Regions from separate parts of the Mus musculus genome. Here region 2 is linked to region 1. A link is a loop called in an ENCODE intact Hi-C map of the cell type or tissue named here. Cell type or tissue: left cerebral cortex. All regions are shown on one strand. Region 1 holds the start of Gm51803 (predicted gene, 51803). Region 2 overlaps Cdh23 (cadherin 23 (otocadherin)).

Region 1 (8,000 bases):
CACACCAAGCCAGGAAGACTTCCGGACTAGGAGGCACCTGCAGCGTCAGAATCACCCACCTGACCTGTGGAAGCATGGCCTCATCCACCAGGGGCCAAATACTCCCATCCTGAATTATCCCATCCCTTGGGGAGGTCCACCTTGACCTTGCTCAGCTACTAAAGGACAAATAGGACCTAGCACCAAGAGGAACCAGATTGCAAGGGTTTTAAAAAAAAAGTGCTTCAAGCCCCTATAACTGAATAAGAAATAAACCAGTTCAAAGGCAGCTGAGTTCATTTATAAAACTGCCTTTATATGGGAGAACATGGGGTCTCTTCAACCCAACAGCCCAAGAATATTGTGAGACCATTACGCTAGACTGGCTGGAATCAGCTGGATTTGAGATGGAATGGGAACCACCAACACCAGCATCAGCACCAGCATCACCGGGAATCATCCTGCCCTATAAGACCTATGACTCTGCCAGTTGGTGACCACCAAGCCACCCTACCAAATGGCAGAGTTGCACTCATCCTGGCAAAGACCTGTGACACCATTGCCCCGGCCAGGCCTTTGACCTCAGCTTCAGCCAGCTTTGGGGGCACAGGCTCGAAAGCACAGGCTGCCATGCTCACCCCCAGCCTCCCAGCTTAGTGCTAGAGACCTCTCCTAGGGCGGTAGAAGTGGTAGGTCAAAGGCTGCTGGAGGCAGAGCCTCGTCTGCATCCTTCCCTCCCTATGCGTCCCACAGTGGGCTCTTAAGCAGCCCCTTCTCTGTGGCCACTCACTGAGAAGCATCTCCAGTGGGCCAGCTGAGATTGGAGACGGTCGCCCAGGTTCTTTTGCCTAAGGACAGCGCCCACCCATCCCAGAATCTTGGAGGTGGGGCCTGTGCATCCAGTTTCCAGAAAACTGCCCACCTCCTCCTGGCCGCAGCAAACAGAGCAATATATTACGCTGCACAGAAAGACAGACTGCCCTCTATATCTGTTCAAAGCTGGCCAAATGCAGACACTCTTGTGACATCCAAAGGTACAGCCCCAGGGGCTGCCCAACCCTAACATCGGTATCCAGGGCAGAGCTTCATCCACATTTTATTCCAATGTCCTGGAAGGTTCTGTGTACCACAGCACAAACTTAGCAGCCTGCCAAGTGCTGGAGAATCTTAGAGGATACAAGGCCTTGATCTGTTGGAGGTTGGGCTGGGGTGCAGAGGATCTGCATTTCGAACAGGGTCCCCCCACCCCCAGTACAGGTTCTACACCACAGGCCACCCTTGGGTTCCAAGATTCTCCTAGGCCTTCACCTCCTAGGTGAGGCGTTTTGAATCTACATACACTTTGGCAAAGTAGCCTTTGTAATAGTGAATTGGAAGAAATGAAGCGCATCTGATGGCATGACAGGCAAGGTGGCTTGTGGGGAAGGGGTGCTAACAGAGAGAGAACCCCAACTCTCTGTGGCCATAACCTCCCTGCAGGCCATCTATTGAGCAGCTGTGACGGGCCCAATTGACAGAGCTGGGGAAGGCAGAGACAGACGTGACTATGGGGGTGCAGCCAGGGCCAGGGTACCACCCTCAAATGCTTGCCTCCAGCACCTGGGTAAAAGCTCTGTTCACACTAGTGGCTTAGTAGTGCCTTTGCAGACACCGCGTGCTCTATCTCTCTGTGTGACAGGCAGGCCTCTTCTATTCCCACGGCCAAGGTGTCCCTTGCCCACCCCTCCTTGGCAGTGACATCTGGTCCTACCACCCCCATAGGTGCTGGCCGCATTGCGCCTACCCCTGCACCAGGAGCCAAGCGTTCGTTTCTCCCAGCAGCTTCTGCCACCGTGGGCTGACTCATCACCACCTCGCACCTGGCCCCAACCGTGTGCCACAAGCCCACCCCCACTCCCAGCGTGATTCTTCTCCGGGCAAGAATCTGGCTCGTGCAGTCCCCGCAAATAATCCTCTTGTCCCTTCAGGTTATTTCAAAAAACCCAGATTGGGGCAGCAGGCGTTTGCTAAGGGGCTGCATGGCGGGGGGCGGATAAGGGCCAAGGTCTGTTCTGGATGAGAGGACCAAGTGTGCAGAATGGGCGTGTCCGCTTTCTGGGACGCGTGGGCGTGTTACTACTCCTGCAAGGCTAATTTCTAACCAAGGTGTGACCACGCCAGGGCCGGAGAGGTGGGGGGCGGGAGGCGGCCCAGGGTCGCAGTGGCCAAGGGCACAGGATCTCCACTTGCCTCTCGCGGAGGTACTGGTTCTCTGTTCTCGCTCTGGGCAAGAAGGAATGAATGCCGGGCGGATGCCTCGCCACCACCCTAGAATGCGCGGGATCTGCACGAAACCCAGCCTGACCTGCGAGGACAACAGGGGCAGTGTTCCCAGGGCTGGCTGTGGAGATGAGTAGACATTACCCAAGGCCGGCCAGCCCCGGGGCGCGGAAAGCGAAGCTCGAGAGGCATGCGGCTCCCATCGCTGCTAGGGACGCTTCTACCCAGAGCTACCACTACTGGAAAGGTGGCCAGAAGTCCCCTGGGGTCTCCCGTGGGCCTAGGAAGGTGAGCAGGGATGAGAACTACGTGACTTCAGTTCTTCCAGCGCCGCTGCCCACCCCTGCGGTGGAGGTGCCACACCCCACCTCCCCTCTCCAAAAAGGGCCCTTGAGCTCAAAAGGGACAGGATGGTTCCCAACACCTCTCTCAACCTAGCTAGACCCAGACCCTCTGAGCTGCACGAAGAGCGAAGCCCGCGAATGTCGCGGTCCCGAAACGGGGCTCCGGGTGGTGCGCGTCTCACCAAGGCCAACACATAGGGAACTGGAGTTCCCGGGAATCAAAGTTGCCGCGCGTCCAGCCGCGGGCTGGAACGGGACGCGGGATAGAGGGGAGACCCGGGCGCTCGCCGCGTTCCGGGAACAAGTGGCTTTGCCGGCTGAGGTCGCGGCCCCAGGGCTCTAACTTTGGCGGCACGCAGCGGGCGCTAGGCTTGGGAGAAGGCAAGGGGATGGGGAGAGAAAGGCGGCGAGGGACTCTCGGTACCGTGTGCGCAGGTGGAGCAGCGTTGCGCCGCGCCTCGGGATCTGCTCGCCACCGGCTCTGCCCCCACGGGCCACCTGCTCCAGTCTTGGCCACCGCCGCTTCTCGCTGCCGGCGCGAAGGTCTCTCTGGGATCCACTCCGGCCGCCCGATCCCTGCTCACTGCTCGCTGGCTGCAACTTCAGACGCGCCGCGAGATCAGAAGAGGCTTGCCCTACACGGAGCACACGGGGACTCAGGACTAGTGTGCTCCATCCCCGGGGCCCGCTCTTTGCTGCGCAGCTCAGCGCTCGGCTGCTGTGGGACGTGTTCCCGGGCCATGCATCGTGTCTTGCTTCGAGCCGCAGCCGCCGCTCAAGTCCGCGATCAACTTTCCCTCGCTCCTCCGCCCCGCGCGGCCCCGCGCCAGTCCCCGCCTCCTGACGCGCCGCGCTCCCCTCGCAGCGCCCGAGCTCCGCCCGCCCGCGCCCGCGCGTCTCACCCAGAGCCCCGGACCCCGTTCCCCGTCGCCAGTCCGATAGTGACCCTGACCCCAGCAGGGAGCCCAGATGGGAAGGTGCCTGCACTGGCCGCGGATGCCATGACATTGGCTGCTATGGCAGCCAGTGGAATCCCTCAAGGGGCAGGAGGGAGACAGGGGGGAAAAAAACGAGCCTTGGGAGCGTGCCCGAGCTGTTCCTGCGTGTTCGTGATCTCGCAAAGGTCCGGGATCCAACCGCAGCCTCCCGCTTGCTCCGAGCCGAGGCCTGAGGCTGCAACGCTCTCGGGAAGCAGGAAGGCGCACCGCCTAGGTGAGGCCGCGCCATCTGTTGGCTTTAAGCGCCCCCTTTCTGCTCCCGGAGTCGCTGAAAGGTTCCTCCGGTCGCTACTGGCCACCGCTGCCATTCTTCGCCTTCACCTGCCTCAAGTCTGTGGGCCCACCTGTGCCCCTCCGACTCTGCAACCCAGGCTGCCTCTGATACTAGAAACTAGTGGCCCTGAGTCAAAGACACCCTGGAGATCCCTCGGTACCTAGACCCATGGGATATCCCTCGGTAGCAACTGAAGGAAGATTCCTCCACCTTCTTGCCAGCCTAGCAGACAGCCTTCGAGCTGTTGGACAACGAGATTAACAAGGAACACCGGGCGACTTTACTTCCCTAGCTAAATGGACTGGTCCCACTACTGGCCAGCTTATTGACACTGCTTGCCTGGAGCCAGGGTCTAGGCCTCAACTCATTTCACCTTCAGCACAGCTTTCTGCTGGGTCCTGAGGTTAACCCAGGTTTTCTGGCAGAGAGGCTGCTTCAGGGAGGTCGGTGACTTGCCAGGGATGGAGACAGGAATTGTACCAGAGTAACTGTGAATCTAGAGCTCCAGTCTTTTAACATTCATTCGTTCGTTCATTTGTTCGTTCATTCCTATTGGCTACCATGTGTTGGCTCCTGAAATAGTCTGAGTATGGCTCTCCGCCTCAGGGAAACCCTCTAAAGAGGAACCAGTTCAGGGAAGCATATAAACAAGTAACAATATAGCCAGAATCGCGACACCTCCATGACTCTCTCAAAGACTCAAGGAGAAAGTCCCAGGAAGCAGCCCTGGGTGCTTGCTAGATAAGCCTGCAGGGTTGCAGGAACACAGAGGTGAGGCAAAGAAGAGTCAGTCAATGGCACCTGGGAAAGAGAAGAGAGCCGGACAAACATGGCAAGGTAAAAGGCAGAAGGAAGGTTAGATAGGAGAGACAGCGTGTGCTAGTTTCTGTGGTGAGAAAGAGCTGATGTATATATAAAGGTCAGTGAGGGACCACACATGGTGAGGGTAGAGGGTGTTTGGTGGGCATGCTAGCCTTCATCTGAGGTCTCATTCTGAGGTGCTGCAGATCGAGCCCTTGGACATGCTAGGCATGTGATCTGCAGCTGAGCTGCATCCCCAGGCAGGGGTTAGTCTTTATCCTAAGAGTAATAATACTTCAAACAGATCCCTGGGGACAGGGGTGGGGGTGGGAAGGCAGGATCTGATCTAGCTGGGAAAAGGGACCCTGGGCTGGGCAACAGGGACAGAACTGCTTCACTGATAATGTTTCCCCGGGCTGCTCCTCTTTCAGATGACCAGCCAGTGTTCTGTTCCCAGCATCCACCACCCACATCCGACACTGGATGCCATCCTGCGACATCCAGTTCCAGGAGACCCAATGCCCTCCTCTGACATCCGCAGGTACCAGGGTACATGTGCACAAACCCTCATCATCATGAATAACAATAACTGTCAAATGCTGTAAAGCCATGTGCTCCTGGACAAGGATCAAATGGCTGCTAACCAGCCCAATCTGTCCCGTCACCTTATTTTTGTAAATAAAGTTTTATTAACACTAACATCCAAGGACAATGCAGACAAGCCTCTGTATTTTGGGGTTTCCTTTATGCTATGTGCTGCATGGCTGGCAAATCCAAACCCCTGACTCTCCAAATCCTCAGGGGGAGGGGGGAGCAAAGGTACCTCAGTGACTGGAGATGCTCAAGTGTCTGAGAAAAACCGCATGCATGTGCACACCAATGTATGCACACTCACTCATATCTCAAGGCTGCCAGAGGCCATTGACAGAGGTGTCCTCAAGCTCAAGTGGAGGAAGGGGGGCGTGGTCAACAATGACGGGTGCTGGCTTCTGAGGGGGCTTTCAAGAGGCAGCCTCTATGAAGAAGAGAGCAGGAGAACCCCATACCCACCCCCTCACAATGTGCTACAGAGGGCACAAGGGTCAGTGACCTGACAGAGTTGAGCCAGGCAGGCCACTGGGCAGCTAAACTGAGACAGTGCTCTTGGGTATCCTGGCGTCTCAGCTTTAGATAAGTCAGGAGTCAGGGGACCTGGGCTCCAATGTCTGTTCAGTTGGATGCTTTGTGGTGGGACAATGGACCTCAAAGACCTCATGTTCTTCATAAAATGAACGTATTCTCCAGGTCTCCACCACTAAAGCTTTCTGGTTAGTTGCCAACCTATTTGTGGTACTGGGGATTGAACCTAAGACCCTGCATGTGCTCGGTGGGTGCTCTGTCACTGAGCTATACCCCAAGCCCTTTGTGGCATCCTTTTCAACTGTGACTTCCCATTCTGTCTTGGGCCAATTTACATGGGAATGAAACATGACAGAGCTCCAGGAAACCACCGCCTTCTCAGAAGTTTGGCACCTTGCTTCTGCTCATAGGGCCTCTTCAGCACCTACCTTGATTGCCCAAGCAGCCCTCATATGCTCACCCTATGCCAGGAAAGTCAGGGCGTGGTCAGCCTGCAGTTTCGAGTGTGTAACAGACTCAAAGCATCTGTCCCACAATGGACGATCTGGGGATTCAAAGGGTTAAGGAGGTGCCCCTGAGCTCGATGGTAGTAAGAAGCGCTATAAACCTCCAGCCAGAGGTAAAAGAGAAAAGCTGAGTCTAGCTAGATGTGGTGACACCTACAATCCTAGCACTTGGGATGCTGAAGCAGGAGGATTATGGATTGAGTACAGCCTGCAGAGATGGCAGGAACATTGTATGTGAAGCCTGGAGGTGAGCATGTGGGCTGTCCCTGGGGGGAAACAGGACAGCTGTTCGCCCTGGAGTACGGCAGCATCTCGAAGTTCCGTAGATGACGAAACCAGAAGCAGCACCAGGTGTTTGTGGGAGCTGGGGAGAGGTACTAAGCACAAGTACCCTACTCAGTGTGATTAAAATATCTTCTAGTGATTATGACAAATGTGGCCCCAGTGACCTGGTCACTTTGTTTTCAAAACTCAGGTGGAGAAAAGCAAAGGCAAAAGGTTTGTGGCCAGCTGCCTCACACACGGACATCTTGCCCAAACATCCTGTAGCTATCTCTCCTACCAGCAGCAGCTTCCAGCCAGACTCTGGGCTGGAGAAGGGAAGATGAAATGTGCCCAGTTCCGGGTGGCTCTGGCTGGCTTCCTGGAGAAAGGGACATATCCCAACTAGACATGTTTTCTTCTTATCAGAGATAAAAAATAAGGCCCCTACATCCTACCTCCATGAACTACCACGGAGCTCCATCCCTGGCCTGTTGAGGTGTGTTTGCCTCTTGGACACACCAAGAGCTCAGTTGGCTCGCTCACACTTCTTCCTTAGGCATGACAGCATGACCTAAGGAAGGGAAGTAGGTGTGGGAAGGCAGAGAGAAATGAGTGGGAATGGGACCAAAGTGGGGAGGGCGGGAGGGGGAGGAGGAAATGAGACTGGAGAGGTGGAGCTGGGGGCGTGGCTGGAAGGGAGGAGGAGGAAATGAGACTGCAGGGGTGGAGCTAGGGGCGGGGCTGGAAGAAAAGAGGGATGCAGTGAGATTGAGGAGAGGGAAGGAAAGGGAGGGTGGAGAAGAAGGGAGGGGGCAGCAGGATAAGAAACACTGGAAGGAGGAAGTGAAGAAAGGAGGAAATGAAAAAAGGAGGGCCGAGATCTGTTGTTGCAAACGTCTAGTTCATTGGGTCTGGATAGGCTGGACCTTGGCATGGTGGCCTTCAAAGACCTTTCCCACTACACAGCTGTCTCTGGAGGAGAGGGACAAACTAGAGGAGGCAACTCCTGCTGGCTACCACAGTGGGCCTGGGATTTAGCCATCTTTCCTGAGCCTCAGTAAACAGGCACAGGAGCCCCGAGTCCCTCTGACCACCACCCTAGACTGTCATTCAGGTAAAAAGCAAAAGTCTACACGAGAGCACTCCATAAATACGACGCGCAACAGCCTCTCCTCGGCTTGGGGCCGCCGCCATTATTGTGAGCACCCGCAGCCAACCCTCCTCTGTCGCTACTGCCTTTGCCCCCTCACCACAGACACTGACGCCCACCTCACTGTCATCCTTCCGCTGGCAAGGCCCCATTTGCTACTTCCTGTTGGGTCCCTAGACTGCGTCCCTCTCCCGGAGGGCCCCTGCCACCATAAAACTGACACGTGTGTGCCTGTACTAGCTTTGTGGGCCCACAGAGCCGGGCGCAGCTGTAGCAACTCAGCTCTCAAAGAAGCAGGTTTGGGAG
Region 2 (8,000 bases), 270 kb before region 1:
AGTACAGACACAGCCAGAGGCTGAGTGGAGATGGGGCTAAGCTTACCATCCCAGCAGCTGAACACAGCCGTAAACACTGAGCACTGGAGAGATATTGCTCAGCTGGGGTGTGCCAGGCTGTCACTCCACAGTGAACCAGACAGACAGACTGCTGGTGGCGGCGGCTGCCAGGTCTCAGTGCTTTTGGCATTTCGACCAATCAAAACCCAACACAGGGACCTGGGGTGATGGCCTGGTGGGCAAAACAGTTGCCACCCAAACCCAGTGACCCAAGTTCAAATCCTCAGAACCCACATAAACACCAGAAGCAAAAGCACACAGCACCGGCACGTGATGCCAGACCCTTGGGGCAGGATGCAGGCAGAGGCAGACGAACCCCTAGAATCTCTTGGGCCAGATAAGTCTGGAGAACGGGGTGATGAACGGCAGGAGACTCTGACCCAAGCAAGGTGGAGCGCAAGGTTTGACAGCTGAGGTGGTCATATCTTACACATATACACAGCACAGCACACACATATACCTGCAAGATCTGACCACAGCAGTCTCAACTGGAGACTCTTACCAGCCCCATTTTCTAGGGAGTGGGAGGGAACACAGAGAGGGTCAGTAACCTGCCTAAGGCCACAGAGCTGATGACTGGTGTCACTGGAATTAGAACGCAGGTCCTTTGATGCCAGAGGCTGCCTATTTATCCACTAAGCTAACTTCTTCCTTATATGTAGGTAATTTAACAGATAAGCCCGGACTGTGGAATTTCTCAGGAGACAGTATGAGGTGGCAGAGGACAGTGAGCTACTCAGAGGTGGCATGTTAAGTTAGGATGGAGGGAGCAGGTGTGGTGGAGGTCAGGAAACAGAGTTCTTGTGGGGGATGCGTCAGTATTCAGTCAGGGAGAGGTGAGTGTGCAAGCAATGGAAAGGTCAGTGTGTGAGTGTGTGTGTGCGCATGTGCATGCATGCGCATATGTGTATATATGTGTTACTATATGTGCATGCATGTGAATGACATTGTAGGATAGATATATATGTAGATGTATTTTTGTTAACACATATGGGAGTTCATGTATGTGTAGGCATGTGGTAGGTGTGGGAAGGTAGGTCACGAGGCAGGCCAGTCCCAGCCAGCATTGCTTTCTTATTATTCCTTGGCTCTTCACTAACCACTCTCTGTTACAGCTGCCTTTCCTGTGCCTAACCACAGCCCTGCCTCACCTGGGCTGCAGGGAGACCCCAGGCCCCGGGGCCTTGTCAAAGGCATTACAATATGCTCACAGTGTTTCAGGGGTTATGAAACTTAAAGCATTTCTATGGTGATTCATCTTGAAATGACTTTTCTGTAACCAACTTAATTAATGAGTAAGCCACTTGGTTTCTTGGCACTTATCACATGCAACCTGGAGTTCTACCAAGTTCTGGAGCATTCTTACATCTAGAGAATCTAACCTAGAATTTGCCTTTCTGTGTAATTAAACATCTACAAACTCTACATTTCCCGATACCAAAGCTGCATATTACATTTGCCAGTTGCTTAATATAACACACTTTTAATTTTGATTTTGCTGTCTTCTTCCTGAGACACTCAGGACTGTAGCCCTGTGTCTGCCATGTTGCCTGAGGCCTACATAGCTGCTCAAGGTAACGATAGATGGGTCCTGTAGGCTATCAGTGTGTGTGTGTGCATGCATGTATGGGTGCATGTGTGTGTGTATGCATGTGCTTGTGTGTGTGCGCATGTATGTGTGTGTGCAGGATAGTTGTCCTTCTCTACCACGCTCTGACACATTTCCCTAAGACAGGGTTTTTGCTGAAGCGGGAGCTAGGCTGGTGGCCAGCAAGCTCCAGCAATCCCGTGCCTGCCAGTCATTGTGCTGGGGATATAGATACTTGGGTACAAAGCCCTGACCAGCTTTCTATGAGTACTGGGAATATGTGTTAATATATGTGTGTTTCAGGTGCATGGGATATAGGATAGATGTGAATGTAGATGTGTTTTTGTTAACACATATGTGAGCACCTGTATGCGCGTACGTGTGTGGTAGGAATGGGAAGGTAGGTTAGGGCCAGTCCCAACCAATATGAATATGAAGTGTTGTGAGCAGACACTCTCACCACTGAGCCATCTTTCCACCCTGACTCCGGCTTTTATGCTGGATAAGACGGGAGCCAGTGGTGAGTCTGGGGAGAGCATGACATGAGGCCCCTCTGGAGGCAGAGCCTCCACACAAAGTTCTAGCACAAAGCCCCTGGTGGCTGAAGGCTTCTGCAGTCTAGAGAGCACCCCTAGCCCCCTATAGAGGACCTCCATCACTTGGCTCTCAATTTCTCGTGAGAGGAATTTTCCAGAAACATAGTGACAGATGGGTGGTTCAGAGGTGGGCATTCCAGAGCCACTCTTGGGATCCCAAGTTGGGAACCTGGAGATTATTTTGAGCCTGCACCAGGGTGCCCACAAGGTGGCAGCAGAGAGTGCTGTGGGACCAGTGCCTTAGAGAACCCCTGTAAGAACCTCAGCTAGAGACTTCTAATTATAGCCCCCAGTTTTGAAAACCCATGCATTCTAGATCATCCGCCCTGTCTTGCTGCTTGGGATTCTCAGGAAGGGGACAGGATGAACTGCTGAGGACCACTCAGATCTTGAACACGTGGAAGCACTGGATAACCACACCCCCTTCCCTCTCAGTCCCTCCCTCCCTCCCTCCCTCCCTCCCTCCCTCCCTCCCTCCCTCCCTCACTCCCTCCCTCCCCCCTCCCCCTTCCTTCCTTCCTTCCTTCCTTCCTTCCTTCCTTCCTTCCTTCCTTCCTTCCTTCCCCTTCCTTCCTTCCTTCCTTCCTTCCTTCCCCTTCCTTCCTTCCTTCCTTCCTTCCTTCCTTCCTTCCTTCCTTCCTTCCTTCCTTCCTTCCTTCCTTCCCGGTTTCTACTCTCCCTATCTGGTCCAGATAGAGCCCATCTCTTTCAGGATCTCACGGCAGTGCTGCGTGAGAACCCTGAGGTTAGGTACCAGGTGTGGGTGGAGCAGGTTCTCAGAGCCTGATGCAAAGCCACTGAACCTGCCCCAATCTATAGGATTCTCCAGTTCTTCAGAGCCTAGGGCTCTGCCAGGTATCCCGCGAGTCTACAGAGGGACAAGGGCTGGGTCAGGTGGGCTCTAAATCCTTACTGAAAAGCCTGCAGACCTGAGTACAAGGCCCCACACTACCTCTCTCTGGTTCTGGGGCCTTGAGCTCTGAGTCCTGCTGTCGGGGGTGGGGGGAGGTATCCTGAGAAAGAGAGATTTCACGAGGCATTCCTGGGGAAGTGTAGGACGGACAGATCAGGCACTCAGTCAACAGGACTACTGAGAGCTGTCAGAGTTCGTGTCCAACACAGGAGTGTCCGGTGGCCGTTGGTTAGACATGTGGGGACTACCTTTCCCCGATAGGGCTAAATGGAGTTCAAAGGTTAGGGGAGGACAGGCATACAAATGTGAATCTGAGAATTGGGTAGAGCAAGTGGGCCACAGGCCTCTCCTGCTCTTGCAAGCCAGCTTCCAGCCTGGGGCCCAGCGTCTCTGGTGTGTTTCCTATCCCTGTTTTAAGTCATATCCTGGACATAGCAGGTGCACACAGGATGTGGGGCGAACACCAGGCATCCTCTGCCAGAGAATTCCTGGGGTAAGCCTCAACCCCATGCTGAGGTAGCCCTGGGAGGATGACGTGGGACAGAACTAGCCAGGCCAAGGACGGCAGTGCCTCAGTGGTAAAGGGCATGAACCAGCTTGGAATGAAACACCAAGTCTCTGGCAGGCCAGGGGAATCATGGGGGAATTCACCCACCATGGCAAGGTTGCCTGGCACTTGCTGTGCCTCTACTTACCGTGGTCACATCAGAGTCTGGAGGTGTCATCTCTACCAGGTTGATGTAGTAAGGAGCATCCTTCCAGGTAGGGTGGTTGTCATTGATGTCTAGGAGGGTGACATTCACCTGTGGACCACAAGGGGCGCTGTGGTCCGTGATGGCTGACAAGGGCAAAGGGCAGGGGCGGGGGGCATGCAGGGGTCTCAGTTCCAATCACTATGCCTGTCACCTTATTTCAAGGAGAGCCTAGGTTGTCAAGGGCAAGGTGGGGCTAGGTCCCAAGGAGGGAGTGTAGGTGCTGTCCTAGGAGGAGCCAGAGAACAGATATGGTATCTGAAATCCTCGTTGCAATCCAGACTTCTCTCAGCCACTTGGTCTTGGGAGAGGTAAAGATGACACACACCCCCAGTTGGGGACCTGAGAGGATCCTTTGAGCTTCCCAGTTCCTCTGGTGGCAAGAATGGGGCAGCTTTCCCAGGTGGGCAAGGACCATGGAGCAAGGTGAAGCAAGAGGCCTCCCGAGGGAGCCCAGGACAATGTGGGGAGGGGGACTGGATGTGGCTGAAGCACCAGGTCACCCCACTGTGGGTGTTTCTGTCTCAGGGCCCCTTTGTGCTCCTCACTGTCCCTGCTCTCCCTTCTGCCACCAGGCTCCCACTCTCCTCCCGAAGCTCCTTTGTGGTGAGGCGGCCTTGATGGGACCCTGGGCCTTCCCTTCTCAGAGGCAGGGAGACTCAGCACTATAGGTGTTTGTAGGTGGGGCAGTGGCCAGTCCCTCGGGAAGTGTGGCTTCTGCTTAGATGTTTTGGAGAGCATGAGAGGAGTTTGGGGTTCATGTCCTCTGCCGCTTGCTACTCTGCTGGGCCTTTGGAATAGCATGGAAGTATTATTCTATTGTGCTTTTCTGGGTGTCCTGTGTCCCAGAGGCAAGGCCTTCCTTTCCCCATGGCCACTGTCTGCAGATACCACCTTATAGTGTCTCACGCTGGTTCAGGACATGGTACCCAGAGGCCTGAGAAGGAGAACTGAAGGGGAGCAGGGAGGAGGGACCTGGACAGCAGGGAAGAGGGACCTGGTCATCAGGGAGGAGGGACCTGGTCATCAGGGAGGAGGGACCTGGTCATCAGGGAGGAGGGACCTGGTCATCAGGGAGGAGGGACCTGAAGAGTAGGGTGGAGGGACCTGGTCAGTAGGGAGGAGGGACCTGGTCATCAGGGAGGAGGGCCCTAGTCATCAGGGAGGAGGGACCTGGTCAGCATGGAGGAGGGACCTGGTCAGCAGGGAGGAGGGACCTGGTCATCAGGGAGGAGGGACCTGGTCAGCAGGGAGGAGGGACCTGGACAGTAGGGATGTACTCACTGTGGCAATGCCAGTTTTCTGGTTGTGGCCCACACCGCCATCCACAGCACGCACGATGAGTATGTATTCAGACTTGGTCTCTCGGTCCAGCAGAGACGTGGTGGTGATTTCTCCTATAGGACAGACAGGTGGATAAGTAAATGGGGGCATGCAGGGAGAAGGAAATAGACGTAGAGATATACTTGCAAGCCACAGTTGGCCAGTCATGCGACTATGGCCTCTGCAACTACTCTGGGCCCATCTGTGTGCCTGAAAGGGGAAAGCAGCTGCATTTCAGAGGGGGCCTAAGAGCTGGGTGACAGTACCCCACAACGAGGCAGGGGCTGGCAGAGTAGGAGGGCCACTTAGCACCAGACACACTCACAAACACCTCTGGCTTAGGTATGATGTAATTTTTCTGGCTTTACCAGCTCACTCTAGTTACTTCCGTCCCCTGTGCCTCAGTTTCCATACCTGCCCAAAGGGAACTGTGACAGGACAGTTTCACAGTAGGGCTATTGTGGGGGTCGTTTAGTTAATGTCATGGAAATCCTCAGAATAGGCCCAAGCTCTATCTAGGCTACAGACACTGGGAGTACAGTCGCCAGTGGCAGGCGGGCACAGCTCAGGCTGAAGTTCACACATGCTATAGCTTGTGGCTCAGGCCCCAACATGCAAGTCAACAGTGTGAGAGCTACAGTGTGTGATCCTACAGTGTGCAAGCCTACAGTGAGAGAGCTACAGTGTGTGATCCTACAGTGTGCTAGCTTACAGTGTGTGGACCTACAGTGAGAGAGCTACAGTGTGCGATCCTACAGTGTATAAGCTACAGTGTGCGATCCTACAGTGTCCTAACCTACAGTGTGTGGGCCTACAGTGTGAGAGCCTACAGAGTGTGGGCCTACAGTGTGCAAGCCTATAGAGTTCTGAATTAACAGTCATACTATACCCATCATTGGTATAATAATACCAGCAGAAATTTTCTTTCTTTCTTTCTTTCTTTCTTTCTTTCTTTCTTTCTTTCTTTCTTTCTTTCTTTCTTTCTTTCTTTCTTTCTTTCTTTCTTTCTCTCTTTCTCTCTCTCTCTCTCTCTCTCTCTCTCTCTCTCTCTCTCTCTCTCTCTCTCTCTCTCTCCCTCCCTCCCTCCCTTTCCTTCCTTCCTTCCTTCCTTCCTTCCTTCCTTCCTTCCTTCCTTCTCCCTCCCTCTCTCTCTTTCTCTCTTTCTTTTTAGTGTGCAAACAAGATACATTTAAAATAAACCACAATTTCTGTCAGCTGTGTTCTGCTCTCCTTTGTTCTTCTGTGTCACTGGAACATCAGGTAGCCCTTTTATTGCTTCTTGGTGCGTATGTACATGTGTATGTTGTCATGTGTATGACAACTTTGAGTGTTGCATCTCACTGGGACACAGGACTAACTGCTTAGACTAGGCAGGGTGGCTGGTGATTCCCAGGAATCCGTGTGTCTGTCTCCCCAGCACTGGAGGACAAGCACGTGCCACTATGCCTGACAGTTTTATACAAGTTCTGAGAATTGAACTCAGGCCCTCAGGCTGCATGACAAGCTCTTTTCCAACGGAGCCATCCATCTCCCAGACCACTTGGTAGTCTTGTACCTGCAAGTGTTTGACAGACAGCTCCCCAAAGAGAACAAAAGTCGGTTGTTGATTTCCGTGGTATAAAGACTCCCACCAGGACCAAATCAAGTCACTGATGCCAGGGCTTTGACCATGGTGCTCCCAGAGCAGCCGTGGCCAGCAGAGCTGGGCACATCGCTATGGCCAGGACAAACCCCTGCCCATGGTGGTACCAGGGAGGGCTTCTACTTGGAGAACAAAGACCCGGATGTGAATTCTGTCTGTAACATCCTTCCTGGAATGCATGTCCCCAGGAGGAGGCTGAAGCTCTTTGAGCTTTGGTTTTCTCAGGGTCAGAAGGGAGGGGCCCAGAACGCCTTCTGCCTTCCCTTTGGAGCTGTTACAAAGGTAAAGGGTGGGGCTAGGGGATGGCCCCATTAGTAAAGGACCTGCTCTGCAAGCGTGACGACACAAATTCAATCCCAGGACCCGTGTTAAAGCCTGGCAAGGCAGCATGTACTTGGGACCCCAAAGCTGTGGGGAAGGTGGAAACAGGAGGATTCCTGGAGCTCATTGGTTAGGGTGGCTGAATCAGTGAGCTCCATGTCCCCCAGGTTCAGTGAGGAACTCTGCTCAAAAACTAATATGGACAGTGGTTGAGGACTCCTAACAGCCTCCTGTCTTCATGTACTGAAACACGCATACACACACACACACACACACACATGCACATACATACACACATGTGCACACACATGCATACATGCACACACATACATACACACACTGTACATGTATGCATGCACACACACACACATACACACAGGTATACACACATGCACACATGCATGCACACACATACACTGCACATGCTGCACATACTCATATGCACATGTACATACACATGCACACACATATACACACACACATGCATACATACACACCTGCATGCACACATATATACACACACATGCACACAAGTACACATAGGCGCACACACATGCACACATGCATACACACACATACATACTGTATATGCCTGCATACACACTTATATGCACATGTACACACATACATACACACATACGTGCACACACGTGCATAACATATGTACACACACATGCACATGCGTGCACACACAATGAAGAAACTATAGGTGAAACTCTCACCTCTCAGAAACAGATTCTTTTCTTCCAGTAGATTGAAAGAGTTTCCCAAGGCAGGCAAGGGCTTATGTGGTAGCCATTTTACT

Evidence for each region. Hi-C counts contacts between places; a loop is a spot of excess contacts. Peaks named below come from ENCODE experiments on the same cell type or tissue, not always from the same donor. Only the 100,000 strongest peaks of a DNase experiment are listed, where the experiment ranks them.
Region 2: a loop joins it to region 1, with 4 times the contacts of the local background. A loop is called at or near these places in 25 of 42 quality-filtered maps.

The regions. Positions count from the first base shown.
Region 1 is chr10:60,683,887-60,691,886 of GRCm38, forward strand. Cdh23 (cadherin 23 (otocadherin)) reads right to left here. Exons shown (of 71, transcript NM_023370.3): 2 at 3,007-3,217. It overlaps Gm51803 (predicted gene, 51803), which reads left to right and starts at 3,271. Exons shown (of 2, transcript NR_165484.1): 1 at 3,271-4,691; 2 at 5,087-5,356. In left cerebral cortex, a CTCF peak has its summit at 3,819 (motif pointing left); DNase peaks (open chromatin) are centred at 1,756, 2,155, 3,444, 3,779 and 1 more place; H3K4me3 peaks cover 1,535 bases.
Region 2 is chr10:60,415,853-60,423,852 of GRCm38, forward strand. Cdh23 (cadherin 23 (otocadherin)) reads right to left here. Exons shown (of 71, transcript NM_023370.3): 22 at 5,194-5,306; 23 at 3,853-3,960. It also overlaps a transcript of Vsir not described here. Among named protein-coding and RNA genes, the nearest start is that of Gm17455, 20 kb to the left of the region's middle. In left cerebral cortex, CTCF peaks have their summits at 2,452 (motif pointing right) and 3,968; DNase peaks (open chromatin) are centred at 1,321 and 2,457.